Regions from separate parts of the Homo sapiens genome. Here region 1 is linked to region 2. The links are chromatin loops, found by intact Hi-C in ENCODE. Cell type or tissue: gastrocnemius medialis. All regions are shown on one strand. Each heading gives the region's core, and the rest is flanking DNA. Links, peaks and the distances in the headings are about the cores only.

Region 1 (5,000 bases), core at 1-5,000, 71 kb before region 2:
CAAATTTTTATGGAGATACCCCGGTATCTTTCTTGACACACCACTTAGCTTCAGAGTGGCTCCTTCTAGCTATTATTAAGAATTATCTAGGAAAATTATCTAAAGAAATAGGTTAGGGTCAGACAGCCTGAAACTAGTTTAGCTGACTTTATGTCCTTTCAGTGTCTACTCTGCCACACCCTGCCAAACTAACTCTTCTAGAAGATCTATCAGCAGAGTAGCTGGACAGCTTTCCCTTAGTTGCTGGGAGGAAGCTAATTAGTTTTAAGTTGTGATTTTAAAAAAAAGTTTCACCTTTAAAGAAATTATAGGTAAAGGATTCTAAAAGGAACAGGAGTCCTGAGATAGAAGAGCAAATAGATGCTCTTGGTTGGGCTGCCTAGTAGAACTTTGCAATGATGGAAGTAGTCTCTAATTTTGTGCTGTCCAATATGGGAGCCACTGCCACCAGTGGCTACTGAGCAGTTGAAATATGGCTAGTGTGACTGTAAGACTGAGTTTTACATTTTATTTAATTTTAATTCATTTAAATTCCCATAAGTGGCTACTATATTGAACAGCCCAGCTCTAGAAAACTAACCGTGTATGTGTACGTGTACATGTGTGTTTAGAAAAGCTAGGGCCAGCCTGGGCAACAAGTGAGACCACATGTTTATTTAAAAATTAACTAGGCATGGTGGCATGTGCCTGTAGTCCTACGTGCTTGGAAGGCTGAAATGGGAGGATGTCTTGAGCCCGGGAGTTCAAGGCTGTAGTAGCTATGACCATGCCACTGCATGGTCAACATGTGCAACAGAGTGAGACCCTCTCAAAAAAACAAAAACAAAAAAACCTCAAAAAACTAGGACCAAAGTGGGAGGAAAGAGAAGGAAGGAAAAAGAAGAAAAAATAGTACCTACTCAGAACTTACTGGAAAAATCCTTTTGACCTGTCACCATAATCTCTTCACTCAGGCAATAAGGAGATCCTGCAATCAGTCCTAAAGACAGTAGCGTCATCATTTATTTTCTGTAATCATTAGGGCACAAGGCTGCCATGCCCACACACAAGCTGGGCACTTCCCTGCATTCATCCCTACTGATTGATAGCATTTCAAGTAATCTTGTGCTAGGCAATGGATAAGAGGAAAAGGTAATGAAATTGCCTCCTCATTTACCAACCCAAGCCAATAATGTGTCATTGTGCGTGGCTGTCAGTTTTATACATCAAGGGTGCCCAATAACAGGTAGGACACCCGCCCTTTTAAAACAACATAAATCAGGAGTTGTACGAGTAGAGAGGGGTCACCAAGAGGCCACAGGACTCTCAGGCCTGTGCACTGTCTGATTTGGGGCCTTCAACATATTCCCTGAGCTGGCAGAAACACGGGATTCTGCATACTTTTTGGGAACTCTGAGCTGTGTGAATGCTATGAGCAAGCTCCCGGCTGAAGGAGGAAGGAACCACAGAAAGACTAAGTAGATGTGACTGTCCATAAATATGTGATAGAAGATCCTTGCTGGTTTGAAGTTGGTGGGGCGGGGGCTCCAAACACAGGCAGCAGGAAGAAAGCCCTCTGACCCCCAACAACTCACCGGTTTCCCTCTGTTCGTTTTCCTGCTACGTTCTAATTAGGAAACACTGAAGAAATCTTGGAAAGTATAAAGAACCAGACATTAATAAGTTTTTCTCCATCCAGGAAAAAAAAAACTTGTTAATTAACCCACATTTCACTTCTATAAAGTTTTTTTTTTTTCTTTTCCTCCTGATGTACGCATCTGGGCACAGCATTTAGCAAGGTACTGAAATGTTTAACTGCTGCTACCACTGCTGAGGTACTTTCTCGTCAAGAGAGATTTGCCTTTTTCATCATGAATTCTTTTGTTTTTCCCTGTGGCCAGCTGCTACAAAGATGCAGTCAATTTAGATTAAACAGGCTGAGGAGTGCTATTCAATATGTCACCCAGGCACACTTCTCTAAATACAGTGTGCAGCAGGTACAGCTTAAAAAGAAAAGTCAGGGGGCTGTTCACAGAGGGGCATGCACTTTGTTTTAAGTCTGGGAACAAGAGACGGATCCTTGGAGTGCAGATGTGGGTTTTTCCATATTCAGCGCTGGGAGCAGCTCTTGCCCTTTCTTTCTGCCTGTCTTCACCCTCGTCCCGCTCCTCCCCTTCCCCTGCTGCCACTGGTTTCTATCTCCATTGTTCCCTTAAGCCCAGCAGCCAATGTGCAGCCAGGCCCAGCACACGCTCCGCAGCCAGCAACTTCCTCTGAAGCTGCAACGCATAATTACAACCAGCTGCTCTGGGCTGCTGGCTGGCCAGCTCTGCAAACAAGCATCCCGATACCTCGAGTTCCTGGGAGGCAACAGCCTGATCTTGGCAGCAACAAATTCTCTGAAGGAAGTGCCCACACCCTTGTAAGAAGAGGGAGCAGCCCTTCTCTCTCTCCTGTGGCTTCCAGAGGCCAGCGCTGGTTCTGGTCCGGTTTCTCCTCTCGCAAGAGACTCTTGCATGTCAGTCAGAGAGAGCTGGTTCTATTGTTAATGGGAAGGTGCCTGCTTTCACCTGCAGCTGCCTTCATCCGACTGGCCTATTGTCTGACTGGTGTGACCACCAGCAGAATGGCGTGTCTTAGGCAGTAGCACTAGGAGCCCTGGCTTCTGGTCAGCCTCTCAGCTGAGGCATTTTGTGAATGTGTACAGAGAGATAGGGGTAGGAAACGTGAACTGCCCTCGGCTAGCATGAGGCTAAAAGACAACTGATGTTGCTTAAAAAAATACCAGTGAAAATCCAAACAAGCCTAACTTAACTTCCCTAAGGAGAGCAGCATGTGGGCAAGAGAGCTGAGGGTTCGTCCAGGCCCCGCCTCAGAGCTGCGGGTTCATTTTGGGGCCTCAGTGATCTTTCAGGCTTGGCTACAAGGATGACTCTGATCCAAAATTAGGCTTTGAATGTGTAACACAAGGCTCTTGGCCCCACCCACCGCCTCTCTCTGCCCTATGCTGTTTCTTTAGAGCCTGGCTGTGGGCCAGAGCTGGCCCTTCTGGCTCTTGGGGGAAGGGCTGGCCACAGCGTTCTGTTTCCAGGCAGGGCTTTAGCGTGGGTGAAGGTGCATGGCGCAATTTGGGAAGAGGAGGGGAGATCAATACACTTGGAAAGGGCACCCAACCCTAGAATCACCAGCCCCGTCAATCTAAAGCTGGAGAGGGCCCTGCAAGGGGCAGGTGTGCCACCTGGGGCTGCCGCATTGCCCCCACCCACCTGTGCCTCCCAGCCCAGGCTCCTAATAGTCCCACTGAGCGCCAGCCAGGCCAGGAGGACTGCCCTGTCATGCCCAATAGCAGCCTCCGAGGTGGGAAGCAGCTGGGAGTCTGCTGTTGAAAAGGAGCTGCTCATTTTACAGGGCAATTTCCCAGGGATGCCTGCCCTGGCAGTAGTGGCTCAAGTGGGGCAGACAGGAACATCTTCGAGAAGATTCGTTCTTTCTGTCTGAGCTTGGGCAGTCATGCCATGGCCAGCAGCAGCCAGCTGTCTATTATATTGGGTTTCCCATTTGCAGACCTCTTTGTTTCAGTATTAAAAAATCTCGGGAAACTTTTCTGGCTGAGTGGTACTGGGCAGGTACTCGGGGGCACTTGCTGGGAAGGAATAATAGCAGACAGGTTTGGCAAATGGGATGCAGAGAATTAAGTCGTTGTTGGATATGTGTGAACAATGGGGTTGGTACATTATCAGCTATAGCTTTTCTGTGTCTCTTCATCAGTTTCTAATAAGCTTTACAATTTAATTTCCGACAGGAAAAAAGTATCAGTTTAAGGTGCTCTTTTGGTGTTCAACCCATGCTTTCTCTTCTGATTCTTAAGCCTGGCTACACTTTAGAAGCTCATACAAGCTCATGTCCGTAATAGCATCACGACGCAGCTATTTCAGCCTGCAGATGACTTGTGCAGCATGACTGGATCCTCCACTTAGAGCAGTCTGGAGGGCCCAGTGACGCAGTAATATGATTTTCGGCAGGTTTTTCTTCGGGCTTACAAGGAGGAGCAAGCTTAACAAGCAAACAGTCATGCCTGAGTTCTCACTTTCCTGCAAACTTTACTTGAGAACCTCAGAGATGAGAGTTGCTTTAGAAGCCTTCCTAGAGAAGGAATATGGAGAAGGCACCTGTAGCCCTGTGAGATCAGTAAGTGGAGGGGAAAAAAAAAAAGATGTACAAAAACAGAAAGAGAAAAAAAAGCCAGTCTTCAGGGTTATAAAAAATGAAGTTGGGAAGGATAAGCGCTGGGTTTCAAGGCTTAGATTATTCTAACTCTGTCTGTAATTACCTGCATGGAGTTGGCAGTTTACTGACTTCTTCTAGTTTAGGTTTTCTCATTTGTAAAATAGAGGAGATTATACCATTTCTCTGCCATTCTACCATGGGGAAGCGTGTGTGTCTGTGACTGTGGAGTGAGGGGGAGAGAGGAAGCATGCTAAAAACGTTAAAAGTAGTGTAGAAATGCATTTTGCAGTAGTAAAGTTAACTATTGGTAATAATAGCATCTACTTGTGCACCTTCTACAGGTTATCTGTTTATATTTAAATGAATCATTAGGTCCAGCCATGGAAGTGGATTTAATGAAATACTGTCGACCAATGAATGAAGAAATATAAGTACTTTTTCATCTTCTTATTTTGAGAGAAAAAAATCATATTTTCTGTAATTTATAAACCATCAGATGAAGTTTTATTTTACCACATAAACGCAACTATGAAGGTTTTCGGGCCTCTTCCAGCATCTCCTAGTGCTTTCCAAAGATGTTCCTGACAGTCTGAGAGCAAGGTATCATGTATCATTCTTTCCACCAACAGATGGAGAAACTGAAGCATGAAGAGGTGACGCGAGGTCACCGAGGGAGCAGGTGATGGACTGGCTTCTGGTCTCTTGCTCCAAACCCTGCTCCAATTTGTCTTTCTTATAAACAGCCATTAATAACTTTATCTCCAGGCTGAATGCTGCCAACCAGGACCCACAAC
Region 2 (6,827 bases), core at 718-5,717:
GCTGGGGCAAAGATTCCATGATGTAAAGCCAGAGAGTAACAAGTCAGCATTGTGGAAGGGAGCTGCTTCTTTATGGCTTTCCCACACAACGCTAGAGTCAGGGGGACCTTTCATAGGTAGAGAAGACCTGGGGAAAATTCACCTTTTCTCCCTTTTTAAATCCTTCTTTCTTGAGCTTCCTGGGACTTCCCTTCTACTATAGGGTCTTGGAGAGAAAAAATAATAATTAAGCTCACTTATAACACATCTATATGCTAACTGTATTAGTCTGTACTCATGCTACTAATAAAGACATACCTAAGGCTGGGTAGTTTATAAAGGAAAAAGGTTTAATTGACTCACAGTTCCACATGGCTGGGGAGGTCTCACAATGGTGGCGGAAGGTGAATGAGGATCATAGTCACGTCTTTCATGGTGGCAGGCAAGAGAGCTTGTGTAGGGGAACTCCCCTTTATAAAACCATCAGATCTCGTGAGACGTGTTCACTATCATGAGAACAGCACAGGAAAGACCCACCCCTTGATTCAATTACCTCTCATCGGGTCTTTCCCACGACAAGTGGGAATTAGGGGAGCTACAGTTCAAGATGAGATTTGGGTGGCAACACAGTCAAACCATATCAGTACCCCTCTGAGTAAGTTAGGATATAGACAAGAAAACAGCCCAAGTCAGGTAGTTCAATAAAGAAAATGAATAGGGGAATCAGCTACAAATGGGTTGTGAGAGCTGAAGAGCAAACAGGAGATGTAGAGGCAAAGATTAGCAATGGCAAGAACTAGAGGTATCAAGGAGATGTGCCTGGACCACCCAGACAACACTGGAGGCCTGGTGTGACCACAGGGGAAATGTGGACACTGCCAGAGACATCCCCAAACAGAGAGACAGAGGGGCTGGAATACTACCACTTCTTTCTTTCCCCTGCCCTCTAATTCCTGCTAGGATTTCCCTCTGGCCTAACTTAAGTGGAAGCCAGCTGGTCAGGACCCCTAGGAAGTATGTTGTAGGTAGGAGAAGGTGGGGAATGATCGACATTCCCTTGCACAGTATTTGTAGATGATTCTCAAAGAGAAGCAATGATTGTCTCCAGTAAATAGATTTATAATAGTGGAATTAGGCATGAAGTGAGGCAATATTTGGGAGCAAGTTCTTCTTAGTGACTGCTGTGGTCTGAATGTCTGTGTCCTCCCAAATACATATGTTGAAACCTAGTCCCCAACATGGTGCAATTAAGAGATGGGGCCTTGGGAGGTGATTAATGGGGTCTGTGCTCTTATACAAGAGGCCCAAGGGACGTTGTTCATCTTTTCCACCAAACAAGGATGCAGCAAGAAGGGGCCATCTATGAAGCAGACCCTCACCAGACATCAAATCTGCTGGTGTCTTGATCTTGGACTTCCCAGCTTCCAGAACTGTTGCTTATACATTTCTGTTGCCTATAATTACTCAGTCTAAGGTATTTTATTACAGCAGCCTAATACAGTAACTCTGCAATTAACACTACTCAGTCCTCTGCTGATCTTCTGGTAGAGCATACTCTGCTAAAATCAGTGTTGTTCTGCAGGTAGGGAGTTACCCAGATCTTCTTTGAGCAGTCTGAGGTTCCTTCCACTATGATTGCCTAAAGTTTAGCTCAGTGAAGAATCAGCAATCACTTGTCTTGACCCAAGAATACAAGAGCTAGGGGCTCAGTTAAAGTTCAGGAGGTGCTTATCAAAGTCTATGGTTTCTGCTTCTCTAACTCAGTCCTAGAGATGAAGTCTTATGGTCTACAAAAGTCTACAGCTTCCCTTTCCTTACAAAGATCCTCTATTGTTGTTTATGAGCCCCTCTTGTTCCTCAGGGATCTTGCACATCCCAGAGGAGCAATCTTGGCCTGTCTGAGTTTCTTAGGTTTGATCTAAGTAGCAGATTCAACCACATATGAGTTCTATCAAGGCCGGATGGACACTCATGGATACTGGGTCTCTCACAGAAATCCTATCTCCAAGGAGATGCTATTTCACAATCATTAGGGATTGTATGCCTTTACATTAAATATTTCAAAATTATTTCAAATAGTGGTCATGACAAGAGATGATAATAAGAGGACAGGGAGATTCTATTTTATTTTATCCCAAGAAGCTAATGTTGATGTATATTGCATTGATTTAATATAGTTCACTTAATGTGATTGATCAACCACAGGAAGACGGCCTTTATGGAGACATGATTCTTACTCTTATGCCAATTTAGTCAGGGCTAAGAAGAGGATGTCAGGTATTTGCTGGTGGTAGAGGCTGTGATAAGTTCAGGACTGTGCAGGCAGATCATTGCTTTCAGAGAGTGGGATATGATGAATGTGCTATTCATCTGTTTAGTGCTATTGCCACAATTTGCTGGTTCTTAAACAGAGCTTTACAAAATAGGCTTGTTGTTAGGCCAGGCTGCTAATTGTGCTAGTAATTAAAAATTGGCAGTGCTGAGATTGGCCCATATTCCCTACCTCAAAACCTTCCAAGTCAGCGTTTGCCTTTCACAATGAGCAAAACACCTGCTCTGTTTCCTCCACTCATTTTCTAGGACCTTCAAATGCCACTCAGTTGATGCTTTCACAGAGCCTGGGAGGATTTCTGGTGTTTCATTCAGAAAGACTGTATGCACACTGGAGAAAGCAGGACTATATATAGCCAGGGCCGAGCAGAGGATGACCTCCGTGAATGCTCCAAGGAGCCAAGGACATGACTGCGCTCATGGCCTCAGATCACCCTCCTGCCAAGATTCTTTGATGACACCAAGTTTTGCTAAGATTTTCTGGCTCTGGGAGCCCGTGTGTCGATTCTTGGAGGTTGAGAGCCACGTGGCAGCCTGCAGCTTGCCGGCTTGTCTGTGCACGCACGCTCATGCACTCACATTCACTGAGAGTTGATGCGTCATCCTCCTATATTTATCCAGTTGCTGTTTCAGTGGCTCTGAGAAGTGTCTGGAGAAAAGCAAAGCTGCTTCCTCCTGCTATGCAAGCTGTCTGAGCTCCAGAGACAGGCTCTACTGTCTTGTTCTGTGTGTGTGGAGAAGGGGCATGCAGAACATGGTTCCCAGAGTGCCTGGGTCACTGATGAGATGCCCTCTTTTTTCCCCCAGCCAGTCTAGAGCTTACAGTTCAGGAGCAGGCAGCTTTGGCACTCTAGCCACAGCCCCAGTGTTTTTGCTCACGCCCAGTTAGGTCTAACTGGGAGGGCCATGATGTGAGTAGAATAAACATCTGGGTGAAGAGTTGGAGATGGCCAGGGCCCTGGGGTAAGACAAAGTGGGAGCAATAGCTACAGTAAGGAATGAGTATCTGGAAAGGTATCATTGAGCATAAGAGCTGAAAGGGATCATTGATACCATCTTCCCAAGACAGCTGTTTTACAGGTGAAGAAACTGAGGCCAAGTAGGTGAAGAGTCACGCAGCACCAGTGCTGATCCTGAAGTGATGCACTTTTAATTCTAGAGCAGTGACTTTCCATGACCCTGTGCCCAGCAGGTGGAGCCTCACCTCACAGCTGGCCATTCTCTGGCAAACATCCTGCAGAATGGAAGACCCAAAGACAATGTGCTGAAGACCAACCATGAGTCTCTGTCAGAGGAGTCACTGATAGGTGATGGGAAGTGTGCTGGAGAAGTGGCTGCACTCAGGTCTCTGGCTTCTGCTGGGCCCCCTTCTAACATAGCCTTGTCACCACTCTGTTGCTGAGGCATTGTCACATCCTGTACTCTGGCCACCTCCCAGGCACATCCTTTTACAATCACCACTTTATACTTTGTGGACAAGCACAGTACCCACAGAATAACTCACTCTAGAAAGATTCAAATAGATATATCCAAATAAATCTGGGCTTCTTTGCCATTCCTTAAAGCCTATTACCTCATGATAACATATGCAAGAGAAAAACAAATACCATTCCAAATTCTTGAAGAATGATTAATATATTGAAGCTTTCCTTGAACAGGAGTAAAAGAGAGTTACTCTGAAGTGCCTATTCAAACTTGCAACAAATCCACTTTTCCATTCCTGTCTCCCCCAAACCCCACAGCTCATGGCAGCTACTGAAATTTCTCTTCTCTCTTTCAAAATCTCCAGCCTAGGTTGCCTCTCTTGACACTCCCTCCTTCCCTCTGTCTTGCTATCCTTGCCAAGTTCTAAATGTTTTCATTGCCTCCTTAGGTGGCTCTATGCCCTTTCCCATGTAGATCAAGTAAACCTCTCTTTACTTTCTCCCCATACTTTATCTTTTCTACCCATTTCTCTGACCAGCACACCAAAGGCATCCAAAGGCATAGGAACTGAGCCACTGAAACAATAATCTTCCCTAAAATATGGTGAAGGAGATTATTGTAAATTCTTATGCTTTATATTTTAAAAAAATCTTTGTCACATGAAAATCCAAATCTGATTGATCTTCAACCAGTTGTACTTGGTTGGGTTGCTCCATTGTTGAATTCCTACAGGGCTGGAAGTGATACAATATTAATTAAAGGCTCTTTAAAGATGATGCTTCCTTATTTCAAATAGGCTTCTGCTGCTTCTCATCCGGGGGAAGTCACAAGTTTCTCTCCTGGATAGCACTCTTCTTAGGACGTTATGGGTGCATTACCAGCTGCCTGTTGCCAGTGGGATTGGTATATCCTTTTTTACAAGGTTCTGGTCAAATCTTAAATAAATTCTGAAGAACAATAAACCCTTCAGGAACTTTCGCTCTATGTGCAATGTGTCTGTAAAGCAGCAACCAGTAGGCATAGAGCATTTGACATAATTTCTTGCATTGTTGGGAACCTTCCTTCTCCCTCGTGCATTCCTGCTTTGGACAATATGATAGGAGTTTTCATTCTTTTGAAAGCATTGGGAAAAGTAGCTTTAGCCCCTCTCAGCCCTGTTCACTTTTCCCTGAGGGACTAGTCATGATTTAGCTGCCTGGTGAAGTGGGGAGTTTCTCCAGGCTCATGGGAAACTCTGCTCTTCCTGTCCCTTCTTCTTCGGATCTCCCCCCGAGGGTGGGTGTGTTTTGCCCACCTCCTGTCTTGTGGGTGGCAGTCATGATGGGGTTAGGAGCCAGCTCTGCTTCCAGGGCCAGGTCTCAAATCCTAGCTCTCACTTTGTTCCAGTGTAGAGACATAGCAGATGCAGATGATGCAGCTGTTTTGCTCTGTGTGTGTGCTCTGAGGAGCCAACCCTTCCTTGAGTGAGATGTACCAAGTGTTAGACCTAGGGAAAAACATTAGAGAGTCTGCCTGTGCCACAGTTAACTCCTACTCCTCAATCTAACTTATCCTTAATAAAACAGGTTTTTAGCCAGGCATGGTAGTGCACACCTGCAGTCCTAACTACTAACTACTTGGGAGGCTGAAGTGGGAGGACCACTTGAGCCCAGGAGCTCAAGGCTGCAGTGAGCTATGATTGTGCCACTACACTCTAGCCTGGGCAACAGACCCCTATCTCTTAAAAATAATAAAAAAAGATTTTTTTTAACCTTCACTTGTCTGATTTCTCCAATTGTTTCTCAGTAGCACTTGTGAAACTGTAGTATCTTCATTCAATTAACATAAACTAATATTCAACTACCAATGCTGTAAATACCCCTAGGGAGGGAGTACATTAACTCATAACCCCTTATGTTGAGTGAATCTATGTCATGCAATTAGCATTATCCAGTCATCTACAATGAATGAGTTTAAAGCCAAGAAAAACAGAATTCATCCTAGATGAATTCTTAGGATGTTATCAAGGGTGGAGATGAGGACCCCACACCCCATGATCCAACTTACAGTGTATTTTTATCTCAGTGCTTGGCAGACCAGGAACATGCCCTCTTCCTCCTGGTAAGCCTGGATGTGTGTTGATATCAGCACAGTGGTGTGGGGAACAGGGGTGCCTTGGGGTCAGACTGCTTGAGTTAATCTTTTCTTTACCCCAACCATAAGACTTTGGGCTGCTTACTTAAACTCTTTTGGTCTTACATTTCTTACCTGGGAAATTGAGATAATACCTAGTAGGATCATTGTGAGAAATAAAATGAAAGAATTGTGTAAAGATCTTTGAACAATGCCTGGCAAGTAGTTAGCCCTCAGTAAATGTCAGTGATTATTATGAATAGTAAGAAAATATTTTTCTGCCACCTAAAAATTTTCCTTGAGGATGCATCTTTAGAATGTGTCAATGGGAAAGTATGCCGTACTTTAAAAATAATTTTGTTTTGCAAACATTTTAGAACAAACACTTTTAGCGAGAAATAGTTATATTGCTTTCTGGCAAATATGAATTGGGATTTACTTGTTAAAAATTAGAAATACGACTTCTATTGCTTTCTCCACCCATACCATCTCCAGAAACATTTCTTAGCTGCTTTTACCCAAAGACACATGTCAGACCTAAGATCTAGTGACAACTGCCTCTGGAAGGTCTTGACATGGGCCCCTCAGTGGAGGCATTTCTAATTTTGAAATGAGCTGTGTGGTTCAAAAGCTCTATGCTTTCCAACAAGTAGATGATTGATAAGACTTTCTCGTTCACTGATCAAGCTTGATAAAAAGGAAAAACAGGAACTAAAAATACCCTTTGCATTTGAACTGGGGGCACTGAAAGTACAAGGAGGCCAAGATTTACATATGTGATTACATAGTTATATATTTATTTAATTAATTAATTAATTTATTTTTGAGACAGGTCTAGCTCTGCTGCCAAGACTGGAGTGCAGTGGTGCCGTTATAGCTCACTGTAACCTCGAACTCCTGGGCTCAAGTAATTCTCCTACCTCAGTCTTGAGTAGATAGGACTATAGGTGTGCACCACCATGCCTGGCTAATTAAAAAAA

Evidence for each region. A loop is a pair of places that touch in the nucleus more often than their neighbours do. Peaks named below come from ENCODE experiments on the same cell type or tissue, not always from the same donor. Only the 100,000 strongest peaks of a DNase experiment are listed, where the experiment ranks them.
Region 1: it touches region 2 in a loop (8-fold over the local background); 1 of 110 quality-filtered maps calls a loop at or near these places.

What each region holds. Positions count from the first base shown.
Region 1 is chr4:140,235,565-140,240,564 of GRCh38, forward strand. LOC124900784 (a long non-coding RNA gene) reads left to right here and starts at 4,038. Exons shown (of 2, transcript XR_007058280.1): 1 at 4,038-4,167; 2 at 4,548-5,000. In gastrocnemius medialis, for the core only: no CTCF peak of the experiment used is centred there; DNase peaks (open chromatin) are centred at 2,277, 2,977, 3,337 and 4,867; H3K4me3 peaks cover 1,289 bases; H3K27ac peaks cover 2,409 bases.
Region 2 is chr4:140,305,776-140,312,602 of GRCh38, forward strand. The region is part of intron 2 of SCOC-AS1 (SCOC antisense RNA 1); the gene reads right to left. It also overlaps a transcript of SCOC not described here. Among named protein-coding and RNA genes, the nearest start is that of SCOC-AS1, 64 kb to the right of the region's middle. In gastrocnemius medialis, for the core only: a CTCF peak has its summit at 3,468 (motif pointing right); DNase peaks (open chromatin) are centred at 2,836 and 3,616; H3K4me3 peaks cover 847 bases; H3K27ac peaks cover 2,231 bases.